2 separate regions of the Homo sapiens genome follow, and region 1 is linked to region 2. The links are chromatin contacts, found by Hi-C or POLR2A ChIA-PET in ENCODE. All regions are on one chromosome and are shown on one strand. Each heading gives the region's core, a stretch centred on a gene start or an enhancer-like site at or near the end of the contact. The rest is flanking DNA. Distances are from core to core; before and after follow the strand shown. Region 1 holds the start of PIGX (phosphatidylinositol glycan anchor biosynthesis class X). Region 2 holds the start of RUBCN (rubicon autophagy regulator).

Region 1 (3,072 bases), core at 416-2,915, 1.0 Mb before region 2:
TGCACCTGTAGTCCCAGCCACACCAAAGGCCAAGGTGGGAGAATCGCCTGAACCCAGGAGTTTGGGGCTGCAGTGAGTTGAGATGGTGCCACTGCACAACAGCCTCTCCAAAGCATGATACGCCTATTCTTAAAAAAAAAAAAAAAAAAAAAAAAAACTACTTTAAAAAATTACTGTGCTCTACCTCTAATCTGATGCAATGAGCTCACACCATTTCTCCTTCTTTTCCTTCTCTTTTCTTGCTTTTTTTTTTTTTTTAACGAATACTATTCCCAATTCACCTAACTAAAATTTGATGTTAGTAAACTACAACCTACGGGGCACATATAAACTCCACACACTGAAGCAATGGCTGTACTCGTCAAAGATGTATGCAGTTGGTACTCAAATAATGTAGTTTTTTTTTTACTAGACTCTTTTTAAAATTTAACTTTAATTTTTGCTAAAGTAATGTTTGTATTTGGAATATAAAATAATTCTATGAGGCTTATAACAACAAACTATCGTCCTTGGCCCTACTCCTCTTCATAGGGAGCCAGACTGAATTTTAAAAGGCATATCTTCCAAAATTTCTCTCTCCATTTCTTAAGAAACATGCTTATACTACCATTTTCAGTTTTTTTTTTTCTTTTGAAACAGAGTCTCCCTCTGTCGCCTAGGCTGCAGTGCAGTGGCGTGATCTCCCCTCGCTGCAACCTCCGCCTCCTGGGTTCAAGCGATTCTCGTGCCTCAGCCTCCCGAGTAGCTGGAATTACAGGTGCCTACCACCATGCCCAGCTAATCTTTGTATTTTCAGTAGAGACGGGGTTTCGCCATCTTGGCCAGGCTGGTCTCGAACTCCTGACCTCAGGTGATTCGCCCAAAGTGCTGGGGCTATAGGCGTGAGCCACCTGCCCGGCTATTTTCAGTTTTGGATAGTATGTTTTGACATACACTCTGTTTCCTCTTTGAGACACCCGCTCTAGAGCCCTCTATTCCACTCCAAGCCGCCTGGATGCTCTCTTGGCCTGCTTACAGATTCCACTCTGTTTAGGAAGAAGGACGGCACGTTTATCCAATTATTCTTCCTGGACACGAATACTCCTCTCCCCAGAGATCAGTAACTGCCCACAATCTTGTTAGGAAGCCCCACAGCACCTAAGGGTACGAATGTCCCCAAAGAGTAGACGATTCTCTCCCTACTCACGTCTCCACTAGTGCAAGGCTGGCTTTCTTACCCTTAGAGGAATACAGAAATGACATCGTCTGCAGGCCAACGTCTAAACAACCAGGAGTGGGTTTTTCCACCCAACCGCAGTGCACGCAAAGCCCCTAAGCCGACTGTGAGACCGGGCGGAGCCTGGCGCTGCAGGAAGAGGCGACAGCCACAGCCCTACTGACGAGCCCGAGGGGTGAACTCCCCGGCGGGAGGCCCGAACCCTCAAACACCGGGAAGCGGAGGTGGGGGCCGGCTGGGGGACCGGTCCACCGGCTCCCACCTCGGCGTACAGGGATTCCAGGTCCCGGCGAGCGCTGGCCTAGCGGTTTCCACAGCGACAGGCCGGGCGCGCGTCCCCGCGCGTGCGCAGCTCCTCGCCCGCCCCCGGGTGGGCGGAGCAAGGAACAGCTGGGCGGGGACGACCGCCCCACGCCGCGCGGGAACCCTTGGGGGCCGGGGCTGCAGGCAGCTGGGAACCGCGGGCGCTAGGCGCGCGCACCCAGCACTCGGTCCCAGCCGATAAATCTGGGGCAGCGCGCGGTAGGAGCTGCGGGCGGCCAGGCCCCTTCCTGCGTCCGCACCTGGCCCCGCGCGCCCCTCTCGGGCGTCCGGCTTCCGGCGTCCTGGCGGCTCGGGTGGCGGCGGTTCGGGCGGCCGCCTGGCTGCTCCTCGGGGCGGCGACCGGGCTCACGCGCGGGCCCGCCGCGGCCTTCACCGCCGCGCGCTCTGACGCCGGTAAGGGGGGCGGGGCTTGGGGGGCCAGAGCGTGGGAGCGGTCCCGGCTCCCGGGCCTCTCGGCGGGTTGCGGGGATGTGGGGACCCGGCGCGGGACCTAGATCAGTAGGGCGAGCCGGAGGAGGTCAGACACTAGAGCCGTGTGCCCTCCTTCCCTCCCGTGCGCTTTGCTCTGCGGCGGATCCCGGGTCTCCGGGAGAGTCGGGCTCGGGCCCTGCGGTTCCCAGGCTGGACTGGCCGCCCTGTTACTAAAGTTCTGAGAAGGAAAGTCAGCCGTCAAGCGTCTTGGGATGCTCTTGAGCTGCACGAAGCTTCTGATCACCAAGGGGCCAGGCAAGGCCTTAGCGCCCTGTGAGGCCTGAGAATCCCCAAACTGAATGTAGGACTCCGTGGCAAACTGCTAGTTGTTCGTGCAAGTAGTAGTTGGCAAACTGCTTGTACTACTGAGACGGGCAAGTGCGGGAATAATTACAATAAAGGGTAAGGTTTGATGGGAGGAAAGCACAAACCCTACAAGTTTCTCCATCTGTAAAATGAGGATGTTTCTGTCATCCTTGGTATCATTTAGATCCGTTTAGTATCTGTCAATCAGTGCAGTTCTGCTTGTGTGTTTACATATTGGGTTTTCAAGTTTATCTAAACAAAGGATTATGAGGCCAAGAAGATTTTTTTTTTGAGATGGAGTCTCACTCTGTTGCCAGGCTGGAGTGCAATGGCGCGATCTCGGCTCACTGCAACCTCCGCCTTTCCCAAGTTCAAGCAATTCTTCTGCTTCAGCCTCCCAAGTAGCTGGGATTATTACAGGTGCCCGCCACCATGCCCAGCTAATTTTTTGTATTTTTAGTAGAGACGGGGTTTCGCCGTATTGGTCAAGCTGGTCTTGAACTCCTGACCTCAGGTGGTCCACCCTCCTCAGCCTCCCAAAGTGCCAGGATTACAGGTGTGAACTACCATGCTCGGCCAGAAGAATTTTTAAACAGTTGGATTTGGTAATCTGTAGAGGCTTCCAACGTTAGCATTTTATAATTGAAAAGGGGTCAAAATTAGCGGGGCGTGATGGCGTGCCCCTGTAGTCCCAGCTACTCAGGGGGCTAAGGCAGGAGAATCGCTTGAACTAGGGAGGCGGAGGTTGCAGTGAG
Region 2 (2,903 bases), core at 106-2,605:
CAGACTCCGATTCATCATTTAGTCAAAGTAGTTCGGGGTTTCTTTGGCTTTTTGTTTTTTGAAGACAGGGTCTTCCTCTGTCACCCAGGCTGGAGTGTAGTGGTGCGATCTCGGCTCAATGCAGCCTCGACTTATTGGACTCAAGTGATCCTCTCGCCTCAGCCTCCCGAGTAGCTGGCACCACAGGTGAGCACCACCACGCCGAGCTAATTTTTGTATTTTTGTAGAGACGGGGATCTCCCTAGGTTACCCAGGCTGGTCTCAAACTCCTGGACTCAAGCGACCCGCCTCAGCCTCCCCCAAGGTGCTGGAATTACAGGTGTGAGGCACCGCACCCGGTCCAAAGTAGTTTTTATATTTTAAATCCCCCAATTTCTAGAAGATATGAGCTTTCTGACATGGTTCCATATAAATAAATGTGAACTTGCTTAGTTTGCATTGTGAGGAAAAAGGGACAGGTTTGAAGACGAAAAGGAAATGGCACAGAGGTCCTGCCACTCTCTGACAGGGATTCGGCAATGACAAAGTGCAGAGTTTCTGGTCTCATTAGCAGTCCCCGCCCCACCGCACTGCCATGACACTCGCTCACTTTCTCCCCAGGCTCTCCTCGCCTTCATCCCCATGCTCATCTCTGCCTAAGCTTCTTCCGAGGCCACTCATAACGCTTCACCTCTGCTCCCAGGAATTCTCACATCCTCTTCGCGTTGGCCCCACTTGCTGTCACGGCAAGTTTCAGTCCGGGTGGTGCCCTGCCCCTGTCTATAGACTCTGGCCTGTAAAACCTCACTGCACCCCTCTGGCCTCTTCGCCCAGTCTCTCAGCTGCCACCTCCTCTCCAGCAGTCTTGGATCTGAGCTTCACCCTCCTCTGCTGCCCTTGCCCTCCGCAAATCCCACCCACCCTCCTCACCCTAAGCCGGTTCCTTCGTCCCATCCCCGCCCCGCCCGTCCTTCCTCTGCGAAATGCTTCCCAAACAAGTCCTCCGCAGCCGTCGTCCTCAAGACTCGTCGCGCCCGGCCCTTCTCTCCGTGACCCCGCGCCCTCCCAAGCCTCCCGGGGCTCCGGCGCCTGTCGCTGCCCCGACTCCGCGGCGGCTCCCAGCCCACCTGCTCTCCTCAGGCAGGCGCTCCTCGCCGCCTCCGAGCTCCATTCCCGCGCCCTCCGGCCGCATCCGGGGCGGTGAGGCCGCCTCTTCGCCCAAGAGAGGCGTCCCTGCCGCTTCGCCCTTCAGGGCTCCCGGGGCCCCCTGGGGCCGGAGGAGGCACCTGCGGCCGGTGGGCTCCGGGTGATGCGCTACACCCGGGCGGCGACAGCGGGAGGGACCGCCGCCTGGGCTGCGGCTTCTATCCCGGCCACCCCCACTTCCGGCTCCGGGGACTACAGCCCCCGGCGAGCACTCCGAGGCTAGGCCGCTCCCGCAGGACGCGTCCTCCAATCCCAGGCCGCGCTCGCAGACCGCGCCCCTCCAACGGCAGGCCGCTCCCGCAAGCCGCGCCCTCCAATCCCAGGCCGCTCCCGCAGGCCGCGCCCTCCAATCCCAGGCCGCGCTCGTGGATTACTACGCACCCGGTGGTTGGCTGGGCCGGCTTGCAAGCGGCGGGGGACCTTGGTCTCAGGAATCCGTGCCGGGGCGTATCCTTATTCACCCCCGTGACATTACACGCTGGGGACCGAACTCAGTCCGAGATGTAGACTAGGCAATAACGCTAATCTAATCCCGGTACGATTAACCCCACTCAGCCCGCCCTGGCTTAATGTCCGCTGGTGGTGTTTGGAGACCTCGAGCATTTAAATGAAGCGCTCACAAACAAGAGCACAGGTTGCTTTGGGATCATAAAAGAGCAGGAGAGAAAGGCTTCTGGGGGCTCTCGGAAGATGGATGTCAACGCAGAGTTTTCAAGGCTGAGTACGGGTTAGCCAGGAGAAAGAAGAGAAGGTGGAGAGAGCAACACGGCAGATACAAGGAAGGAAGTGCTGGCTTGGGAACTGCAGGTGCTGGGTAGCCAGAGCTGGGAAGGAGTGAGCAGCAGCATGGTGTGGGCATTCTGGTGTGGGGAAACCAGATCATGAAATGCCATTTTAAGGAGTTTGGATTTTATCCTGAAAACAATCAGCAAATCAAGCATATGCAAATCAAGAAGTGATTTGATCGAATCTGATGAGAAAGCCACTTTTGACAATGTGGACAGGAGATGGGGCAGATATAATACTATATTGAGGTAACGGTGGAAGGCTAGATAGGAGACTGGTCATCCTTATGGGGGATAACCAAGTAATGCTAAGAAGTGAAGCGAACCAGTTGAAAGAAACGTGGGCCTAGGGTTGCCAGATACTCTGGTTTCTCTTTTTTCTTTTTCAAAGACGGGGTCTCTCTCTGTCGCCCAGGCTGGGGTGCAGTGGCGCAATCATAGCTCCCTGCAGCCTGGAACTCCTGGGCTCAAGCAGTCCTCCTTCCTCAGCCTCCTGAATAGCTGGGACTACAGGTGCGAGCCACCACACCTAGCTATGATATTTTGATTTTTTAAAAGAAGCTAGGATCTGCATTTTTAAGCACTACTTCCAAATTTTTAAACGTTGGCAACAAATTTTTTAAACTTTCAACTTTGCACAGGCCAAACACAGCTTGTCTGTAGGCTGAAGGTGGCCCTTGAGTTGCTAGTTTGCAAACCCAGGCTTAAACTACAGCAGCGGTTGAAGAGAACAAGGAGGCTCAGATTACAGCAATGTGAAGGCAACAGAATCAGCACTACTCTATAAAGGACTGACTGTGGCAAGTGAGGGAGAAAGAGCGATCAAGAATAACTCCGTGAAAAACTAATGACTCTATATTAAAATAATATATGGCTTTTAGGTATTTTCAAACTTGACAAAAGTGTTTTGGCAATTAAAAATGAAATGAAAGA

The links. A loop is a pair of places that touch in the nucleus more often than their neighbours do. ChIA-PET counts read pairs that join two places held with the same protein, here RNA polymerase II (POLR2A). Pooled maps may share reads with other maps.
Region 1: a loop to region 2 is called in a map with no recorded cell type, with 8 times the contacts of the local background. The contact joins the promoter of PIGX here to the promoter of RUBCN in region 2. A Hi-C loop is called at or near these places in 1 of 37 single-sample maps with no recorded cell type and 5 of 50 pooled maps. POLR2A ChIA-PET finds 5 or more read pairs at or near these places in 1 of 52 experiments (Panc1).

What each region holds. Positions count from the first base shown.
Region 1 is chr3:196,710,712-196,713,783 of GRCh38, forward strand. It overlaps PIGX (phosphatidylinositol glycan anchor biosynthesis class X), which reads left to right and starts at 1,666. Exons shown (of 6, transcript NM_017861.4): 1 at 1,666-1,933. The coding sequence starts at 1,822. CEP19 (centrosomal protein 19) reads right to left here and starts at 1,539. Exons shown (of 3, transcript NM_032898.5): 1 at 1,218-1,539. RefSeq lists silencers at 1,289-1,601, 1,436-2,065.
Region 2 is chr3:197,735,549-197,738,451 of GRCh38, forward strand. It overlaps RUBCN (rubicon autophagy regulator), which reads right to left and starts at 1,356. Exons shown (of 20, transcript NM_014687.4): 1 at 1,107-1,356. The coding sequence starts at 1,171. RefSeq lists an enhancer at 634-1,481 and a silencer at 1,070-1,619.